2 separate regions of the Homo sapiens genome follow, and region 2 is linked to region 1. The links are chromatin contacts, found by Hi-C or POLR2A ChIA-PET in ENCODE. All regions are on one chromosome and are shown on one strand. The core of a region is the stretch at or near the end of the contact, and the rest is flanking DNA. Distances in the headings are between cores, read along the strand shown. Region 1 overlaps PDPR (pyruvate dehydrogenase phosphatase regulatory subunit). Region 2 holds the start of PCHILR (prostate cancer associated HIP1 interacting lncRNA).

Region 1 (3,087 bases), core at 1-2,500:
GCTCTAGCAGCTTCATCCTTGCTTGGAGGCCTTGGTTTCAGCTTTCTGATTTCCCTGGGCTGTTCCCATTCTTATGATTTTTCAAGAGTCTAAGAGATTATTTGTGCCACGCTTGGGTTCTTTATAAGCTGGCTTTTGTCCAGGAAGCTTATGTTTGTCTCTCTGAGAAGAGGTCTTCCAAAACATGGGGGCAGATGGCAGATTCTCGTTTTGTTCACACTAAATCTCTGGTATTTTGTGAGAAAAACGAGTAAATGGTGGGGAACTACTCTTTGAGTAAATGGTGGGGACCCACTCTTCTCTTTGATTTTCCCAGCATTAGTCACGTAGTTGGATCTGGCCCAACACTAGTCACCTGGTTACATCGTTCTTCCTTGGTCATCCTCTTACCTAAAGGACCGGGCATTGAGCTTGAGGTGGGAGAGTACCACATTCCCTGGAGATGCCAGCTGTGTATTCTCCTCGTCCTGCCGCATTCTGTGGGTCTCCTGCACCCACCTTGGCTGATTCAGGTGTTTCCCTTACACACATACCACAGGCGAGTGTTGCATGCAATAGCTTGGATTCCTTTTTTCCACATTTAAAGTTGTCTTCCCGGCACGGTGGCTCATGTCTGTAATCCCAGCAATTTGGGAGGCCAAGGTGAGTGAATCATCTGAGGTCAGGAGTTCGAGAGCAGCCTGGTCAACATGGCGAAACCTCGTCTCTACTAAAAATACAAAAATTAGCTGGGTGTGGCGGCAGCCACCTATAGTACCAGCTACTCGGGAGGCTGAGGCAGGAGATTCACTTGAACCCGGGAGTGGAGATGGCAGTGAGCCGAGATCGCGCCACTTCACTCTAGCCTGGGCAAAAGAGCAAAACTCTGTCTCAAAAATAAATAAGTAAATAAAGTTGTCTTGATCATAGTGGTCTGTTTGGTAGATGCCTGTTCAGCTACAGTGGTGCAGTTCATAGAAACATACTGTGCTAGGATAAAGAACTGCAGTACCACTGAAGCTGGTTCTTTGCTACGTCTTGCTTTGGATTTCATTTTACAGTTTTAAAAGCAAACAGTGTAGTCTCATTTTTGTTGGACTTTAAACTTAACAGCGTATGTTCAGACAGGGATTGAATATTTGCTTTCAGTTTGGAAAACCTTCTGTTCACTGATCTGATAACGTACATGTTTCTGAAACCAAGAAAAGAGCAGCTTGAGAGCCTGAATGCTGTGGGACATGAGCAGGCGAGCCCTGCCTTCCTGGCTCCCCCGCCGTCATCCGATGTGTGCACACGTCTCGAGTAACGTGTGAGAGCTGGGCCTCACAGCTTGGGCCAGTACGTGAGGGAGTAACAGTGGTTGGGAAATTGGAGCAAAAGAACAAAGCCAGAATCAGATGAAGACCATGGAGGGTTGGTGGGCTGTTTTAGAAATGATGATGAGATTGGCCATTTACCAAATGGTGAGAGAGCTTCTATAAATTATTATTTAAGAATTGCTGTAAGCTAGAATCACCACACAAGACATTTTAGAGAGGTGAAAAGACATGGATCCTGTTGTCATGGAGCTTAAGTCCAGGCTGGGGTGACCCCAGCTCATCACTCCTGGGCTGTGCCCTGAGCGTGTCAAGGATGAGACATCCTGGGAGTTTTATACGCCTCCTCTCTTGTCCATGTTAATAGTGTGAGCCATCAGCGCTTCCAGACATGCTCCATGCTTAATTCTGAAGGTCTGCTGCTTATGAACTTTCTGTCTCTTCCTATAGTACGCCCTGCATGTATACAATGAAGTGATGAGTGTTGGCCAGAAATACGGAATCCGGAATGCTGGGTATTACGCTCTTCGCAGTCTCCGAATTGAGAAGTTTTTTGCCTTCTGGGGTCAGGATATAAATAACCTCACCACGCCCCTGGAATGTGGACGAGAGTCTCGGGTGAAATTAGAGAAGGTACTGTGTTTACCCAGACTCCACTTTCACTCAGCATCCCGAGTAGTGAATCTGCACTAGACTAGGAAGAAGAACTGATGTGACAGGAAAAGGGGGAAAAGATTGAGGCCTTGATGTTAGCATCAGGTAAATGAGGACAAGAGTGCCCTGAGAATGAAAACTTTATAGGATAAAATATCTTCAAATGAAAACATAATAATGGTGGCTCACGCCTGAATCCCAGCACTTTGGGAGGCTGAGGCGGGTGGATCACCTGAGGTCAGGAGTTCGAGACCAGCCTGGCCAACATGGCAAAACCCGTCTCTACTAAAAATACAAAAAGTAGGCCGGGCACGGTGGCTCACACCTGTAATCCCAACACTTTGGGAGGCCAAGGCGGGCGGATCACAAGTTCAGGAGATCGAGATCATCCTAGCTAACACAGTGAAACCCCGTCTCTACTAAAAATACAAAAAATTAGCCGGGTGTGGTTGCGGGCGCCTATAGTCAGGAGAATGGCGTGAACCCAGGAGGCAGAGGTTGCAGTGAGCCGAGATCACGCCACTGCACTCCAGCCTGGGCGACAGAGCGAGACTCCGTCTCAAAAAAAAAAAAATTTACAAAAAGTAGCTGGGCGTGGTGGCCAGCACCTGTAGTTCCAGCTACTCGGGAGGCTGAGGCAGGAGAATCACTTGAACCTAACAGGCAGAGGTTGCAGTGAGCCAAAATCGCACCACTGCACTCCAGCCTGTGTGACAGGGCAAGACTCCGTCTCAGAAAAAAGAAAACATAGTAAATAGATGACACTTGGTCAGGTGCGGTGGCTCACAACTGTAATCCTAGCACTTTGGGAGGCCAAGGCAGGAGGATCACTTGAGCTCAGCCTGGGCAATACAGCAAGACCTTGTCTCTGAATTACAATTGAAAAACAAACAAAAAAACCCACTTATTTCTAGTGTTCTGCTGTCTAAAAGACTGAGTGCTTTCTGGGAAGCTATTCTGAGTTAATTATGGTGATGCATTAACATGCCACGAATATTTGTACAAACTAGTCGTCCTATAGTCAGCTGCCTAATTTTTGTGGTTTTTTTCTTTTGTTTTTGATTTTGAGGTGGGGTCTCATTCTGTCACCCAGGTTGGAGTGCAGTGGCGCGATGTTGGCTCACTGCAATGCCCTCTC
Region 2 (5,948 bases), core at 1,927-4,426, 4.2 Mb after region 1:
GCATCCACACCTCCACCCTTACTGTCCTCTTGCACACTGCTGCTGGGGGATGAATACATTAATACAAGCAGATAGTATGTGCTTCGATTTCCCTTACTGCTGGTATTACTCTTCTAATTTTTTTTTTTTCCTCGAGACTGGGTCTTGCTCTGTCTCTCACACTGGAGTGCAGCGATGCGATCACAGCTCACTGCAGCCTCAACGTCCTGGGCTCAAGCGATCCTCCTGCCTCAGCCTCCTGAGTAGCTGAGAGGGCAGGCACGAGCCACCACGCCCAGGTAATTTTTAACTTTTTTATAGAGACAGGTCTCACCTTGTTGCCCAGGCTGGTCTTGAACTCCTGGGCTCAAGCAATCCTCCTGCCTCGGCCTTCCAAAGTGCTGGGATTACAGGCATGAGCCACCGTGTGCAGCCTAATTACTTTAAGGACCATGGTCAGTGGTGTTCTGGTAAACATGTAACAATCAGTTCTCCAAAAAAGGGATGAGGAGCATTGATTTGTAAGCCTTTCCCAATTTCACTGGTATAAATACTTCCACGGTGCCTGGTTTCAAGCCAACAACCTGAGTTGGAAGGAGAGGCGCAGGAGCACAGTGCTACATAGTATTTCCACCTTACAGATAAGATAGACAAAAATAACCTGAGGAGCACACCTGATAGTAAAATGTAGTAAAGAAATTAGGGCCGGGTGCGATGGCTCACACCTGGCCTTGGGAGGCCAAGGCGGGCAGATCACCTAAGGTCAGGAGTTTGAGACCAGCCTGGCCAACATGGGGAAACTCTATCTCTACTAAAAATACAAAAAATTAGCCGGGCGAGGTGGTGGGCGCCTGTAATCCCAGCTACTTCGGAGGCTGAGGCAGGAGAATTGCTTGAACCCAGGAGGCAGAGGGTGCAGTGAGCCGAGATCATGCCACTGCACTCCAGCCTGGGCAACAGAGCAGGACTCCATGTCAAAAAAAAAAGAAAAAGAAAAAGAAAAGAAATTAGAATGCAATGTGTTGAGAGTTTTAAAAATCTTTTCTTAATGTAATCTATTTAATTGTAAGTTTATCCAATTTAATTTTTTTTTTTTTTTTTGAGATGGAGTCTCACTGTGTTGCCCAGGCTGGAGTGCAGTGGCGCGATCTCAGCTCACTGCAGGCTCCACCCCCTGGGGTTCACGCCATTCTCCTGCCTCAGCCTCCCGAGTAGCTGGGACTACAGGTGCCTGCCACCTCGCCCGGCTAATTTTTTGTATTTTTAGTAGAGATGGGGTTTCACCGTGTTAGCCAGGATGGTCTCGATCTCCTGACCTCGTGATCCGCCAGCCTCGGCCCCCCAAAGTGCTGGGATTACAGGCGTGAGCCACCGCGCCCGGCCCAATTTAATTTTTAACAATGGTTTTGTTTAGCCTCCAGCTCACAAAATTTCTGAAAATTTAACAATTGGCTTTTGCAAACCTGTGCAACCTGGCTCCAAGCCCACCCATTCCAGTCCTATTTAAATGATCACTGCCTTCATGACTGTTACTTAATCCCCAGTTGTTTTCATTTTGTACCTGTTTCTGTTTTTCTCAAGAAAACTTACCAAGACTTGGGTTCATTTAAAGTAGCCCTCTTCACACAGTGGCAGATAGTTGTAGGTGACAAATCTTTGTCAAATGCTTGGGACTTTTCCGGAAGGGGGTGGTGCTGATTGGTTGGTTGACTGATTTGTTCTCACTTACTAGGACCTCAGCTGGCCGTTCTCTAGCAGTTATTCAAAACATAGAACCAATGACAGAAGAATTCACTATGATGCTTGTTAAAAATTCATGTTTCTGGCCAGGTGTGGTGGTTCACGCCTGTAATCCCAGCTCTCTGGGAGGCCAAGGCGGGCAGATCACTTGAGGCCAGGAGTTCAAAACCAGCCTGGCCAACACAGTGAAAGCCAGTATCTACCAAAAAGTACAAACTTTTGCCGGGTGTGGTGGTGCACACCTGTAGTCCCAGCTACTCGGGAGGCTGAGGCCAGGAGAATCTACTGAACCCGGGAGGCAGAGGTTGCAGTGAGCTGAGATTGTACCACTGCACTCCAGCCTGGGCGACAGAGACCCTGTCTCAAAAAAATAATAAAAATTCAGGTTTCTGGGCCCAACCCCAGACCTACTGTGTTACAATCTCTGGGGATCTGTGTTTTTAAGATGGTCTCCATATGGTTCCTGCCCACATGAAAGTTAGAGAACATTTATTTTGATGTAGAACAATCAATTTTTTTTTTAACAGTCCAGGGGTCTGGTTTGTTTTTTGTGCCATTTTAAAATCATTTATTTATTTATTTTTCGTAGAGATGAGTCTCCCTATGTTGCCCAGGCTGGTCTTGAACTCCTGGGCTCAAGCGATCCTCCTGCTTTGGCCTCCCAAAATGCTGGGATTACAGGTGTGAGCCACCACGCTCGGCCTTTTTTTTTTTTTTTAATACCTATGAAGCCATTAATTCAAGAGGATTGGGTTCCAGCAGCTTGGGTTCGTTTTCCCTGTTCTCACAAATTGTGCTTCTCTGGCTGGAGCAGGCTGGCACTTCAGTTGAACCCAGGTACTCTCTGGCTTCCTTCTCTTTTTTTTTTTTTCTGAGATGGAGTCTCCCTCCGTCGCCCAAGCTGGAGTGCAGTGGTGCAGTCTTGGCTCACTGCAACCTTCGCCTCCCAGGTTCTAGAGATTCTCCTGCCTTAGCCTCCCAAGTAGCTGGGACTACAGGCACGCGCCACCATGCCCGGCTAAGTTTTATATTTTTAGTAGAGACGGGGTTTCACCATGTGGGCCAGGCTGGTCTCAAACTCCTGACCTCAGGTGATCTGCCCGCCTCAGCCTCCCAAAGTGCTGGGATTACAGGCGTGAGCCACCGTGCCTGGCCGTTTCCTTCTCTTTTGATCATTTTCCCTCACGTGTTTCTGAAGGCCTTCCCAGCTCTTGGAGTGCTTGGTATGCTCCATACACACACATGAATTCTCTTGGCAAGAATCATGCTGTTGTTTGTTTCCAACCATGCCAACAGCATACTAGATACATGTAGTCTCTTCCTCTTTTGCCTTGGTAACATCTGTGGGGCATTCCTTTTGCCTTGGTAACATCCGTGGGGCATCTCTTGACGTCTATAACATCTCCTTTCTTGTAGGTTCGTGTGGATGTGGCCAGAGGAACAACTCCATGTGTTCTAAAAGGCCTGAGAATATACAGCAGGTACCTCTCCTCTTTCCCCATGTTCATCATTGTGGTGACGGCAGTTCTAGTTGAAAGGACTCTCTTGGTAGATTTTGGTGCAGACAAATCTGTTAACATTTTTTCCTTATGGCCAGTACTTTCTGGATCATATTTAAGAAGTCTTTTCCCAGCTCAAAACCCCAAATATATTCTCATCATAGTGTCTTCCTTCTCTGCAGCTCTCGTGCTAAAGTCTGATCAGTGTTAACATCATTTGAGTCATCTTTTAATCAAAATAACCAGCTAGGATCCTTGGTTCATGTAGAGCCCCTATCTTCTTCATTTTCTTTGTTTTCATTTTTTTTTTTTTTTTAGACCGAGTCTTGCTCTGTCACCCAGGCTGGAGTGCAGTGGCGTGATCTCGGCTCACTAAAACCTTTGCCTCCTAGGTTCAAGCGATTCTCCTGCCTCAGCCTCTCGAGTAGCTGGGATTATAGGTGCCTGCCACCATGCCCAGCTAATTTTTGTATTTTTAGTAGAGACAAGGTTTCACCATGTTAGCCAGGCTGGTCTCAAACTCCTGACTTCAAGTGATCTGCCTGCCTCGGCCTCCCAAAGTGCTGAGATTACAGGTGTCAGCCCCCGTGTCTGGCCTCTTCCTCATTTTCTTTTTTTTTTTCTTTTTTTTTGAGACGGAGTCTCGCTCTGTCACCCAGACTGGAGTGCAATGGCATGATCTTGGCTCACTGCAACCTCCGCCTCCCAGGTTCAAGTGATTCTCCCACCTCAGCCTCCTGAGTAGCTAGGATTATAGGCGTGTGCCACCACACCTGGCTAATTTTTGTATTTTTAGTAGAGATGGGGTTTCACCATGTTGGTCAGGCTGGTCTCAAACTCCTGACCTTGTCATCTGCCCGCCTCGGCCTCCCAAAGTGCTGAGATTACAGGCGTGAGCTACTGCACCTGGCCTCTCTTCCTCATTTTCAATCCTGACTCCATCCCACCTTTTACCCCTCAGCATATAAACCCTCAGCTCCCTCCCATATTACACATGCACATCTGCACTCTGCAGCCCCCGGTATAGCCTTCCTCCATCCTTCTTTTCCCAGTTAACCTTCAGCAAATGGCTAATCTATGTCTGTTGCCTTCCTTGTCTTCCAACTGTTTCCTTAATCATCTGCAATCTGGCTTTTGCCCCCCCACCATTCCACTAAAGTCGCTCTCACTAAAGTCACCAATGGCTTCTTTGCCCATCCAGTTGGCCCTTCTGAGCCCTTATGTATTAGTCCGTTTTCACACTGCTGATAAAGACACACCCAAGACTGGGTAATTTATAAAGAAAAAGAGGATTAATGGACTCACAGTTTAAGTGCCTGGGGAGGCCTCACAATCATGGCAGAAGGCAGAAGGCAGAAGGCACGTCTTACATGGCGGAAGACAAGAGAGAACTTGTGCTTGGGAACTCTTCTTTATAAAACCATCAGATCTGGTGAAACTTATTCACTATTATGAGAACAGCATGGAAAAGACTCACCCCCATGATTCAATTGCCTCCCACTGGGTCCCTCCAGTGACATGTAGGAATTGCAGGAGCTACAGTTCAAGATGAGATTTGGATGGGGACACAACGAAACCATATTACCTTACCTCCCTGACTTGATCCCTGGCACTTCTATCATGGTACTCTTAACTGCTTCTTGGACCCTCCTGAGCTCCTTTGGCTCCATTTTCTCTAGACACTCATTTGACTCAACTGATATCTTAAAGAATCCCACATCGTTATCTGATGCCTCTGATTCCAATACTCATTCCTCTTTCTTCCAGACCCTGGCTGGTCACGCCACTACACGCCATCAGAACACAGGAGCCATACTGGCCGCCCTGCTCAGCCTCAGCCTCTGCATTCAGCCACCTGGTCCTGTGGGTCCTACCACGTGGACGCTCTCTGACACCTGCCCTTCTGCATTCCTGCTGCCCCTGCCTATGTGCAAACATTCATCTCTTTTCTGTTTTATTGCTACAGTTGCCCAACAGCTCTTTCTACCTACGTTCTCACCTTCCCCCTCCTCCCTATTCTACTCCATTGCCAGAGTTACATGGCTGGAGAAAGAACCTCAAATGTAGAGTGGCATGAATCTCACTCCTCAGTTCATGACTGCCATCATCATCATCACCATCATCAAACGTGTCCTTTGATTTTTTTTACCTGATTTCCTCTATCATTCTAACCACCCTTCCTTCCCACACACATAAGCTATAGCCACTTCAATGTGTTTAATAAATGTCCTTAGATATGGATGGATCCGCGAAGAACATGCAGCATAATGTCCTTGAACTCCTGACCTCAGGTGATCCGCCCACCTCAGCCTCCCAAAGTGCTGGGATTACAGGCGTGAGCCACCGTACCCAGCCCATGCAGCATAATGTTCTATGTGCATGTGTTTTAATTTCTATAAGTTTCCCTTTAATCTCATTCTTTCCTACCTTTTTTTAAAACTCAAAACTATGTTTTAAAGACATGTCTTCATGGCTGTATGTATAGATTCATTCAGTTCATAGCTTGTAACTGCTGGTGGCAGCAACAGTACTATGTGTTCCCAAATCCTGTTCCACATTCCTCTTTCCTGGACATACTGCAGACTACACTTGCCACCCCTTTGCTCCAGAGAAGGCCACGAGATGAGTTCTGGACAATGAAAAAATATAAGCAGGCCGGGCGCAGTGCCTCACGCCTGTAATCCCAGCACTCTGGGAGGCAAGGGTGGGTGGATCACAAGGTCAGGAGAG

Evidence for each region. A loop is a pair of places that touch in the nucleus more often than their neighbours do. ChIA-PET counts read pairs that join two places held with the same protein, here RNA polymerase II (POLR2A). Pooled maps may share reads with other maps.
Region 2: a loop to region 1 is called in a map of Caco-2, with 7 times the contacts of the local background. The contact joins the promoter of PCHILR here to the enhancer-like site in region 1. A Hi-C loop is called at or near these places in 40 of 168 maps with a recorded cell type or tissue (CD4-positive, alpha-beta T cell, CD8-positive, alpha-beta T cell, Caco-2 and 29 more), 5 of 37 single-sample maps with no recorded cell type and 19 of 50 pooled maps. POLR2A ChIA-PET finds 5 or more read pairs at or near these places in 3 of 52 experiments (BJ, GM10248 and H1).

The regions. Positions count from the first base shown.
Region 1 is chr16:70,151,646-70,154,732 of GRCh38, forward strand. It overlaps PDPR (pyruvate dehydrogenase phosphatase regulatory subunit), which reads left to right. Exons shown (of 19, transcript NM_017990.5): 18 at 1,746-1,928. Among named protein-coding and RNA genes, the nearest start is that of CLEC18C, 21 kb to the right of the region's middle. Within about 2 kb of position 1,251, at least 3 of the 41 ENCODE cell types and tissues checked have a DNase peak (open chromatin) inside an H3K27ac peak, as active enhancers do; they include prostate gland and thyroid gland, where a contact is called at or near this core.
Region 2 is chr16:74,310,161-74,316,108 of GRCh38, forward strand. It overlaps PCHILR (prostate cancer associated HIP1 interacting lncRNA), which reads left to right and starts at 3,177. Exons shown (of 2, transcript NR_186416.1): 1 at 3,177-3,200; 2 at 4,986-5,480. It also overlaps the pseudogene RPL21P118.